2 separate regions of the Homo sapiens genome follow, and region 1 is linked to region 2. The links are chromatin loops, found by intact Hi-C in ENCODE. Cell type or tissue: gastrocnemius medialis. All regions are shown on one strand. Each heading gives the region's core, and the rest is flanking DNA. Links, peaks and the distances in the headings are about the cores only. Region 1 overlaps MCFD2 (multiple coagulation factor deficiency 2, ER cargo receptor complex subunit). Region 2 overlaps TTC7A (tetratricopeptide repeat domain 7A).

Evidence for each region. Peaks named below come from ENCODE experiments on the same cell type or tissue, not always from the same donor. Only the 100,000 strongest peaks of a DNase experiment are listed, where the experiment ranks them.
Region 1: it touches region 2 in a loop (3-fold over the local background); 2 of 110 quality-filtered maps call a loop at or near these places.

Annotation. Positions count from the first base shown.
Region 1 is chr2:46,906,260-46,913,189 of GRCh38, reverse strand. It overlaps MCFD2 (multiple coagulation factor deficiency 2, ER cargo receptor complex subunit), which reads left to right. Exons shown (of 4, transcript NM_139279.6): 2 at 4,013-4,167; 3 at 5,221-5,380. The coding sequence starts at 4,019. It overlaps MCFD2-AS1 (MCFD2 antisense RNA 1), which reads right to left. Exons shown (of 2, transcript NR_199007.1): 2 at 4,512-6,306. Among named protein-coding and RNA genes, the nearest start is that of MCFD2, 6.1 kb to the left of the region's middle. In gastrocnemius medialis, for the core only: no CTCF peak of the experiment used is centred there; a DNase peak (open chromatin) is centred at 3,319; H3K27ac peaks cover 3,150 bases.
Region 2 is chr2:47,052,952-47,056,951 of GRCh38, reverse strand. The region is part of intron 18 of TTC7A (tetratricopeptide repeat domain 7A); the gene reads right to left. Among named protein-coding and RNA genes, the nearest start is that of STPG4, 100 kb to the left of the region's middle. RefSeq lists an enhancer at 404-1,352. In gastrocnemius medialis, for the core only: no CTCF peak of the experiment used is centred there; DNase peaks (open chromatin) are centred at 1,871 and 2,651; H3K27ac peaks cover 4,000 bases.

The DNA.
Region 1 (6,930 bases), core at 1,383-5,382, 150 kb after region 2:
CAATGATTAGAAACCTGCAACAGCAAACCAAAATGAGACAAGTTCAAAATCAGTGATTCTTGGCCTTTATCCCACCTCCCTTAAAGAAGGGATATTTTGGACTCATAGTTACTACATGATTAATCACTTGGTTGCTTTTTGGTGTTATCTAAATAGAATTTCCCCCACCCCCAACACACACACACCAAATTGATATACTAAGCATCCAATCACATAGTTGGAGGAAATGGTGCCATGAGTTCCATGATAGATATCTCCAAAAGAAAAGTTTCATCTTCAGTTACAGTGACATTAAAAATTGGCAGCATATCTGCAAAGGTGGTAATCCCCCCAGCTCCCCAAGGACCATGGCACACAGGCTAAGAACCAGCAGCTTCTGTTCCAGGCACTGTGCCTGATACTGGGAATGTGGATTCAGTCCAAGTCCTCTTAAAGCCCATCCAGCAAGGGGCACTGACAAGTAATCAGGCAGTTTTTCAAGAATTCATTCACACACAAGAAAACAAAAGAAAAAAAAGAATTAATTTGCAGCTGTCATCAGCTGTGGACGGGAGCCTTCTGAAGGGAAGCACTTGGGAGCCTGCAGGACGAATACCTACACCAGACTTGGAATTGAAAAGACCTCACTGGAGAAAGAGACATTTGATGTAAATGAGTCTGAAAGGCTTGGGAGGAGCTTGATTCCCTTCTCTGATCCTTCCTGTCCCAGAACTCTAAGATGTGTGGTCAGAACAAGTTGTTCTGCTATGGCCTAGGCAGTCACTGCTAGGAGTAACCTGAAACCTTGTTTTGTGGTACCAGGTACAGTGGCAGTGGCCTTGTCAGGGTCTGGACACGTTTAAAAAATTTTTTTGAGACAGTCTCACTCTCTTGCCCAGGCTGGAGTGCAGTGGTGTGATCTTGGCTCACTGCAATCTCTGCCTCCCGGGTTCAAGCAATTCTTGTGCCTCAGCCTCCCAAATAGCTGGGATTACAGGTGCACGCCACCATGCCCAGCAAATTTTTTTTTGTATTTTTAGTAGAGACGCATTTTGCCACATTGGCCAGGCTGGTCTCAAACTCCTGACCTCAAGTGATCCACTTGCCTCGGCCTCCCGAAGTGTTGGGATCATAGATGTGAGCCACTGTCCCTGGCCAAGGTCTGGGCACTTTTATTTGGTAAAATTGGAAGTGTAGTTTCTGACTGTTTCTGAATTATTTTGTGGAGATAAGAATTAACCGGAAACTCCTTTTGTATCCGATCCATATAGTATTGGGACAAAATTATGGGATAGATTACATTGAATACATATTCATAAAAAATGGTAGCAGATCTCGGCTCACTGCAGGCTCCACCTCCGGGTTCATGCCATTCTCCTGCCGCAGCCTCCCAAGTAGCTGGGACTACAGGTGCCCGCCACCACGCCTGGCTAATTTTTATTTTTGTATTTTTAGTAGAAACGGGATTTCACCGTGTTAGCCAGGGTGGTCTCGATCTCCTGACCTCGTGATCTGCCCGCCTCGGCCTCCCAAAGTGCTGGGATTACAGGCACGAGCCACCATGCCGGCTGAAAATCACAATTCTAATCTCATGTCTCAAGATAATCTTTGTTATTAGTTTGTGTAGGAAATACACATTTTTATTTTACAAAAGTGTATTATTCTTTATTGCTTTTTTGCAGCCTGTTCTTTTTCATTCAATATATATTGAGCATTCTTTCCTATTAAGTATGACATATTGCTTTTTTTTTTTTTTAAACTACAGATATAAAAGGTCTGAGGTGGCCGGGCACGGTGGCTCATGCCTGTAACCCCAGCACTTTGGGAGGCCGAGGCGGGTGGATCACCTGAGGTCTGGAGTTCGAGATCAGCCTGGCCAAGATGGTGAAACCCTGTCTCTACTAAAAACACAAAAATTAGCTGGACGTGGTGACATGCACCTGTAATCCCAGCTACTCGGGAGGCTGAGGCAGGAGAATTGCTTGAACCTGGGAAGCGGAGGTTGCAGTGAGCCAAGATTGCGCCACTGCACTCCAGCCTGGCGAAAGAACAAGACTCTGTCTCAAAAAAATAAAAATTAAAAAATAAAAGGTCTGAGACAGATTGCATTTTGATGTCACTGTTTAGAAGTAGACTAGATTCTAGGTGCTTTTTAGCACCCTGGAAGTTTCTTCCTTTTTTTGGTGGTGGAGGACAGGGTCTCACTCTGTTACCCAGGCTGGAGTGTACTTCAGCCTTGAACTCCTGGGCTCAAGCAATCTTCCTATCTCAGCCTCCTGAGTGGCTGGGACTATAGGGGTGCACTGCTACGCTCAGCTAATTTTTTATTTTTTGTAGAGATGGGGGTCTGACTGTGTTGTCTAGGCTGATCTCAAACTCCTGGCCTCAAGTGATCCTCCTGCCTCAGCCTCCCAAAGTGCTGGGATTACAGGTATGAACCACCATGCCTGGCCTATCCTGGAAGTTAGACATCCCAGTGACTATTGTCCCCTTTAAGGAGGGGGCCATGGGAAGCAATACTGGTAATGGGAAAAACGGATTTGGGAAATTTTTCTAAGTGTTGTAGGGTGGCATACTCACACTTTCAGGGTTCTGCCCTGAGAGCCTTTTAGGATGGGTAAGAGGGACTATAACACCTCTACCTCTCAGCCCCAGGCACAAAGACAGCTACAGCTTCTGAGCTGAGCCCTGTGTGTAGCATGTAAAGGGGATGACCAGTGCCTTATGGTTTGTCTTTACCACTGCTGGTTTGGGGCTGTGGACTACAATTGACCTGTTAGAAATCCCTGGCCTTGTTATCTAGCAGAATCTGTTTTGCCTGTTGGGAAGTGAGTGTTCGGTCAGGTCTTTTGTTTTTGTATGTAGGTCACCTGGCTGTCCTTCACCTTCCTTTTTGAGGTCAGTCTGTCAGCCCTAGGACAGACCAAGACTTTCCATTGAATCAACAATTATTAAAGGCCTGCCTGACCCTTGGCGGGTAATACTGGTGGGGTTAAAGTTCTCCCTGCCCTCCAAGAGCTTGCTCTGTAGCTGACTGTCATCTTATTGACCACAATTCCAAGTGTGGCCAAACCCTGGGAGTTCCTGATGGCATCCTGATTTCTCTGTAACTTTTCTTTCCAGTGCCCGCTCACTGTAGTTACTTGCCACTGTTACCACCCAGGAGGTACAGAACCTTGTCCGCTGCCGCAGACCTTGATCTGACCCGCCTTACCACTCCCTTGGCTACCATGCTCCTGCCTCTAGTCTTGCTTTTGCCACTTCATGCCTTCCCCACTGTGCTGCCAGATGAGTCATTCTGAAACCAAGCTCTGATCTCACCTCCCATTCATGAATTGTAAGTGACTCTCCTGTCTTTCTCTGCAGGAGATGTCAAGCCCTGGCCTAGTGTGCAAAGCCCTGTCCAGTACAGCCTGTCTAGGCCTTGGAGCCACCTCTGTCCTGTCTGCTTCCTACCCTCTAGGCTGCAGCCCAGCTGAACTACTTGTAGTTTCTTTCCCGCTTGTGGGCACCTGCCACTCTGCTCCCACCATTCCTGTGGTCCTTCAGTCCCTGCATATCTGTCCAGGCCCAGCTGAAGTGTCACCAGCTCTATCAGCCTTCTCTGATTTTCCTCCACTCGGAGGAGATTTCTTCCCCTGAACTCCTAGAGGGTTTTCGCTTTCTCTGATAATCTGATATAACTTGCTGGCTGCCTTTCCTGGTGCTCTTGATAGAAAATATTTCTTTCAGGGGACCATAACTTCTGGGAGGCAAGAATAATCTTCCAGTCCCTTCAAGCTTTCACGTGTTGCTTGGCACTCTGCAGGCACTTCAGGAAACCTCGTGAGCCTTCCCCTGCCATTTGAGTGACTTGGAGTGCCCAGGGTCATCCCACAGTCTCAAAGCAGAGCTGGCATTGGGCCGTGTTTGACAAGCTCTCTTCCTAACCTTACTGCTTCATCAGGTTTCCCAGGATCATACCATGTCAAGCCCTGAACGAAACCTTTGCTCTGATGCTCTGCCTTCCTCTTCTGTGTTTCCCATCTCACAGATATTGATGACCATGAGATCCCTGCTCAGAACCCCCTTCCTGTGTGGCCTGCTCTGGGCCTTTTGTGCCCCAGGCGCCAGGGCTGAGGAGCCTGCAGCCAGCTTCTCCCAACCCGGCAGCATGGGCCTGGATAAGAACACAGTGCACGACCAAGAGTACGTATTCAGCCCGGGCTGTGGTCCAGTGGCCTCCCCATCATCTGCAGCTGAGCCAGCGGCAAGGGCATGCTCAGTCCTCCTTTCCTTCTTCCTGTTTCTATGGCTCCTTGACATTCTTCAAGGATGATTCTTATTCCTTATTGCCACCTATAAGTCAGGTATTCTTTTTTCATCATTGTATCACAGGTGGAAGATCTTTAGGCCCAAATGGGGCACATTACTTGTCTGAATCCGGTCTCTCCTTTTTTTCACCACAGACAGACACACACACATACAAATAGACACACAGGTACACATACACAGTCATAGTAGCAGAATCCAGAAAATAGCTAAGGTTTCTTGACTATAACAAGACCTTTTTTAAATCAACACATTCAAACATTGAATCATTTGTTGCAGCTTTTGTCTTGGGCCAGTTAGCCTCACGCATTATACTCGGTTATCCTTTGTTTTTAAGGCTGGGTGCAGTGGCTCACACCTGTAATCCCAGTGCTTTGGGAGGCTGAGGCAGGTGGATTACTTGAGCCCAGGAATTCGAGACCAGCCTAGGCAATATAGGGAAAACCTGTCTCTACTAAAAAATTGCAAAAAATTAGCTGGATGTGGCAGTACATGCCTATGGTCCCAGCTACTTGGGGGGCTGAAGTGGGAGAATCAACTGAGCTTGGGAAGTTGAGGCTACAATGAGCCAAGATCACGCTCCTGCACTCCAGCCTGGGTGGCAGAGTGAGACCCTGTCTCAAAAAAAAAAAAAAGTTTTAAAGGACATATTTTTAAATTGATGGCCTGAAAATGTTATAACAAAATTCTAATAATAAAGAGGAAAGAATACCCTAATCCTGCCAGCATAACAGATGGTCTATTTGACTTTTCCTGCTCCTCTCAAGGCCTTGTCTATCTCTGTGTAATCCTTGAGTGTGGTCTGCCACTGCTGGTGTTTGTTTTTCTGAGCTGGAGGAAGTTTAAGATCTTGAACTTTTCAGAGTCCTTAAGATTTCAGCATGATCCCAGTATCTGTCAATTGGCCTGAACCTGACTGTTGATTTTTAGGCATATCATGGAGCATCTAGAAGGTGTCATCAACAAACCAGAGGCGGAGATGTCGCCACAAGAATTGCAGCTCCATTACTTCAAAATGCATGATTATGATGGCAATAATTTGCTTGATGGCTTAGAACTCTCCACAGCCATCACTCATGTCCATAAGGAGGTAGGTCTGGCAGTGGCTTGGGGGACTGTATCACAGAAAGGCTTCCCTTTGTTAATTTGGTCCCCAGTCTTGTTGACTTGTGTTGTCCTTATGTGCCAAGAGTGCTGCTTCTCCACTGGGCATGATGGCTCGCATCTGTAATCCCAGCACTTTGGGAGGCCAAAGTGGAAGGATCACTTGAGCCAGGAGTTCAAGACCAGCCTTGGCAATATAGTGAGACCCTGTCTCTACAAAACAAACAAAACAAAAATTAAAAAATTAGCCAGGCCTGGTAGTGCATGCCCGTAGTTCTACGTACTCAGGAGGCTAAGGTGGGAGGATTGCTTGAGTCCAGGATGTCGAGGCTATAGTGAGCCATAATCATGCCACCGCACTTCAGCCTGGGCAACAGAGTGAGGCCTTGTCTCAAAAAGAGAAAAAAAGAAAAGAAAAAAAAAGGTGCTGCTGCTTCTTTCTCTTCTGTGTTCTGCCTCTTTCTGTCCAACGATCCTTCCCGCAAAGGATAACTTGCTGAGGCAGAAGTCCCAGGGCTGGGCATTTGTATCTTTAAGTGCTACAGGCATTTCTGTTACACACCAGAGTATGAGAATCAGTGCCTAAAAGACAGACCGTATTCAAACTGCAGAGCAAGGGAGAAGTTGTTTAATGGTGAATTGACACCAAGGGATTCAGGGACGTGGCAGTAATTGAGGGCTTGTGTGATACTGTATGGTGCTCCAAAGTTTCTGAAGCCCTTTCAAGTAGGTTAGAGATCTCGTTGGATCTTTGCAACATCTTGAGTAGGCAGTGGCAGGCATTGTTAATACTTCCATTTTCAGTGGTGCATGCCTGTAGTCCCAGCTACTCATGATGCTGAAGTAGGAGGATCACTTGAACCTGAGAGGTTGAGGCTGTGGCAAGCTGCGATGTTGCCACTGAATTCCAGCCTGGGCAATAGAGCGAGATCCTGTCTCAGAAAACAAAAAACAAACAAAACCCTCCCATTTTCTAGGTGAAGACACTGAAATCAAGATCTTGTGCCAGGCTAAGCACAGTGGCTCATGCCTATTATCCCAGCACTTTGGGAGGTTGAGGCAGGAGGATCGCTTGAGCCCAGGAGTTCAAGACCAACCTGGGCAGCATGGTGATATCCCGTCTCTACAAAAATTAGCTGGACATAGTGATGCTTGCCTGTAATCCCAGCTGCTGGGGTGACGGGGTGGGAGGGTAGTGGGGAGGAACACCTGAGCCTGGGAGGTCGAGGCTGCAGTGAGCTGTGATCGTGCTACTGGACTCCAGCCTGGGTGACAGAGTCAGACCCTGTCTCAAAAAAAAAAAAAAAAAAAAAAAAAAAATCCTCGTGCCTCCACATTTAATGTCATTCCCCTTCTGCCACACTGCCCTCTATAGAGAGGAAGCAAGGCAAAGTTAGCCAGGTGAGTGGGATTACATTCGCTGCTAGGAGTGCAGGTGAGGTTTGAAGGCAGCAGGGAGCATGAATGATTTTGCACAGGAGAATGGCATTGTTTAGGGAAGATCCTTGGTTGTGGGAGACAGACTGAAGGACATGA
Region 2 (4,000 bases), core at 1-4,000:
TGTCGAGGTCATCATCCAGCACACGGGGCTGGATGGGGGGGAGGGGTCAGAGATTTGGGCACACGGTGCCCCTGCTGCACCCTCAGCGTCAAGGGGCCCCTCCATTCCTTCATGCTGTCTTCCCCTTTCTGATTTTCCCTCTGCTCTCATCATCCTCCTGCCTACCCCCTGACCTCTTCTCTTGCTTGTCTGTCTCCGGTTTTCCTCCTCTTCCCTCCATCTCTCTCCACCCCCTCTCCTCTGTGCTTTCTCTCGGCAGGCTACAAATGGAAAACATCTGTTCCCTGGAGCTTTGCAAGAGGCCCTTTTATTATTTTTTTGAGGCATCCTGGTCTAACCCTGCACCCAGAGCTGGTTCCAGTCTTCCTGCCAAAGCCGAGGCTCTCCCACCCCGGGCAGGGGGATGGGCCCACTTTCCATGGGCTATTTCCACACCCCCTTTGCAGGGAGGGCCTTGCCCGCAGGCTGGCCCTGTGCTAATGAGCAGGGTACAGAGAGCCTGGGCCCACCCCCAAGGCCTCTTAGGGCTTCTCCAGGTGAGTGTGCTTCCTACAGAGACCCTCCCCCAGACTTCAGAGAGGTGAGCCACAGGGCAGGAGAGAAATAGGTTAGTCCCCCCAAAAGAATTCACCATGGCTAGCCTTGACCCTCAGTGGGGGCCATTTGGGTGACCCAAAGGAAATAAGCATCAGACACTCAGAGCATATAAATGCCCAGAAAAAGAAGGAAGGTGGGGAGAGGGCAAGGGAGGAAGGAGAGTGAAGATCAAGGGGACTAGAATGGAGAACGCCCAGGCCAACACAGGGAATCCAAAGGTCTCCAGGGAGTTCTCAGGTTGGTCTGAGACCCTCCATCCCTGGGACCTAGAGGGCACAAGGCAGTCAGGGGCTGCATGGGCCTGTCCTGAGAGTGGCCTCGCTGACTCGGGAAGCTGGGAGGAGGGAAGAAAAAGCTGGAGCCAGGGAAGAGGAGGACGTGGGAAGAAGGCACTGAATGAAGACAGGAGGGGGGCAGGAAGGATGACAAAGAGTAGAGGAGCATGTAGGACCAAGGGTGAGCGCCAGCTTCTCCCTGGACTATGGCTTCATCATAAACACCCGCTTCAGCCACAGCGCTGGCCACCCCACCCCAGCCCCCCAAGTCTGCCCAGGAGACACCTGGGGTGGCCTCCAACTGCGGGCCAGAGCACCGGCACCAGACCACAGGAGTCTGGCACTGGGGAGCTGAGACTCAGGCCAGCTTCCCCTAAACCTGGAGAAAGCCCAGAGCTACCCATGAGCCCTTGGACCTCCAGGGTAGGGGCACTCTCCCTACATGCGTCTCCTGCTCTGGCCCACTGTCAGCTCCCAGAGCCGTGACCTGGGATCATGGGGGTCATGGGGGATGAAGGGGTAGTTCTTGCTTTTAGGGAAAGCACCTCTCTCAACACTCAGATCCTGGAGCATCTATGGGACTCTGTGCCTCTCCCACTCTCACACAGACCCGCTGCCCAAGAGGCATTGCCCTGCAGCCCGTCTCTCAAGTGGGTACCATTCATCAGCTTCTCGCACTGGACTGGAATTGGAAGGAGGCTTGAAGAAGGGAGGAGAGGAGGGCAAGAGTTGAGAGAGGAAGGCTACGACAGTCTCTTTGAATTCAACCAAAGAGTGAATTCACGATGGAACTTACTGCCATACAGATTGGGATGCAATTTATCTTGAACCAAACCAGGGGGATTAGCTCCTTCCAAAATGATCAAGGCATCTTTTTCCCTTCCTGCAAATTTGCTGCAGCTGGTGGAGTCATTAGGCAGGGTTTGGCGGGGGGATGCTGATTGTATTCTTAGCCTGGGTCAGGTGGGGGAGGCGGTTTAGGGAGATCATTGCCCTGGTGATCTGGTCCTGGCAGCCCTCCATTCAACAGGTGCTTGGTAGATGCTTGCTAGTGATGATGGCAGCCAGGGGAGGGGAGAGGGCTCAGGGGGTGCAAATTACCCTGGAATTCTCTCATGCTCAGAATGAAAGAACTAGGACACCTTCTCATGTTCCTTTCCTGGCCGTGGCGGTTGTGCACCAGTCACCAGTGTATTCTCCCCTTCTTCTAGCAGGATAGATCCCCTGACTTTTTTTTTTTTTTTGAGACAGGGTCTCACTCCCATTGCCCAGGCTGGCATGCAGTGGCACAGTCTCAGTTCACTGCAGCCTCGACTTCCTAGGCTCAAGTGATCCTCCCACCTCAGCCTCCAGAGCAGCTGGGACTACAGGCATGCACCACCATGCCCAGATAATTTTTTTGTATTTTTAGTAGAGATGGGGTTTTACCATGTTGCCTGGGTTGGTCTTGAACTCCTGGGCTCAAGTCGTCTGCCTGCCTCGGCCTCCCAAAGTGCTCGGATTACGGGCATGAGCCACCGCACCCGGCCTGATCCCCTGACTTTTAATGGGACACCCAGAATAATGACATCTGCCAGAGCCCTCGGCAGTTAGGGGCAGTCAAATAACTAAGTTCTGGCCAATGGATCATGAGGGGAGGTGATGTGTGCCAATTCCAGGACATGTCCTTATAGGGAAGGGGGTGCCTTTCTTCCTTGTAAATCGTTTGCCTTGGAATGTGAATGTGGCAGAGAGCCATCCTGGACCACATGGACGACAGTGATACCCTAGGGACAGAAGAGTCGCTGTCCCAGTCAAGGCTGTCATCTGTAAACTGTAAACTGTTACATGAGAAAGAAATAAGCACCCACCTTGTGCAAGACACTGCTATTTTGGATCTGCTACATGCACCCAAACTGGTCTCCTAATACTACACTGCCTGACCCTGATGCAGCGCCACATTCAAAGCATTCAGATGCTGTTCTCGGAGTTCTCTTCTGTGGAGTGAATATCTAAGACAATGACCAAAGAAGAAAGGCTCATGTGCAAATGACTGAAAGGCATGTGTTTCTCTTGACATTCCCAAGTCTAATTACTGGCTTCAGGAGGGCCTTTAACCTTACTTGGAGTTATCAGCACATGCTAACATCCCTAGTATAAAGCAATATACAACCTGAGAACTGCAAGCAAGCTTGTGATGATGGTAGTAAACAAACAAGACAAATCAGGCCGGGCGCAGTGGCTCACGCCTGTAATCCCAGCACTTTGGTGGGCCACGGCGGGCAGATCACTGAGGTGAGGAGTTCGAAACCAGTGTGGCCAACATGGTGAAACCCTGTCTGTACTAAAAATACAAAAAAAATTAGCCGGGCACGGTGGCACACACCTGTAGTCCCAGCTACTCAGGAGGCTGAGGTGGGAGAATCACTTGAACCTGGGAGGTGGAGGTTGCAGTGAGCTGAGATTGCACCACTGCACTCCAGCCTGGGCCACAGAGTGAGACTCTGCCTCAAAAAACCAACCAACCAACCAACCAACCAACCAACCAACCAACCAAACAAACAAACAAAAAAACCCACCAAAAACCCGCCCACCAAAACCAAGGCAAATCATTCAAACAAAGGCCTGGGAGCTCTGGTACAGGCAACCCACAACTGCAGAATCTGATCACTGTGTTACGCTGCATTCCTTAAAGCTGGTGAAGCCCCCATCATGGGTGCGAAGCTGTGGGGGCTGGGGCTCCATGCGGCCCCTTGGAAGTTGGAAGTCATTATTTTAGTCTTAGAAGTCATTAGAATCTTAGAAGACGACGGGAACCTTTGCCTAAGGCGAGGCCTTGTTTATTATTCCTCTGGATTTTTCAACATCCCTCTTCCTACTTAAAACCCAACAAGCTGACTGTGGAGCAAGTGCAGCCTCCGCCCACCCCCAGCATCCGAAGGGACCCCGAGATGCTAACTGGGACAGTTTCTGCATTGTTAAAGTGCTCCCATGTCTAGCCTTCCTGTGAATCCTATCCAATGTTTTTTGCAGATTCAGAACCTACAGTGGGGAGAGTGGGGGCGTACTGCATACTAATGTGCCGTATGTGAGGAACATGCAGTGGGAAACCTTAGATTCTCAGCTAACAAGCATATTCGGACTCTGAC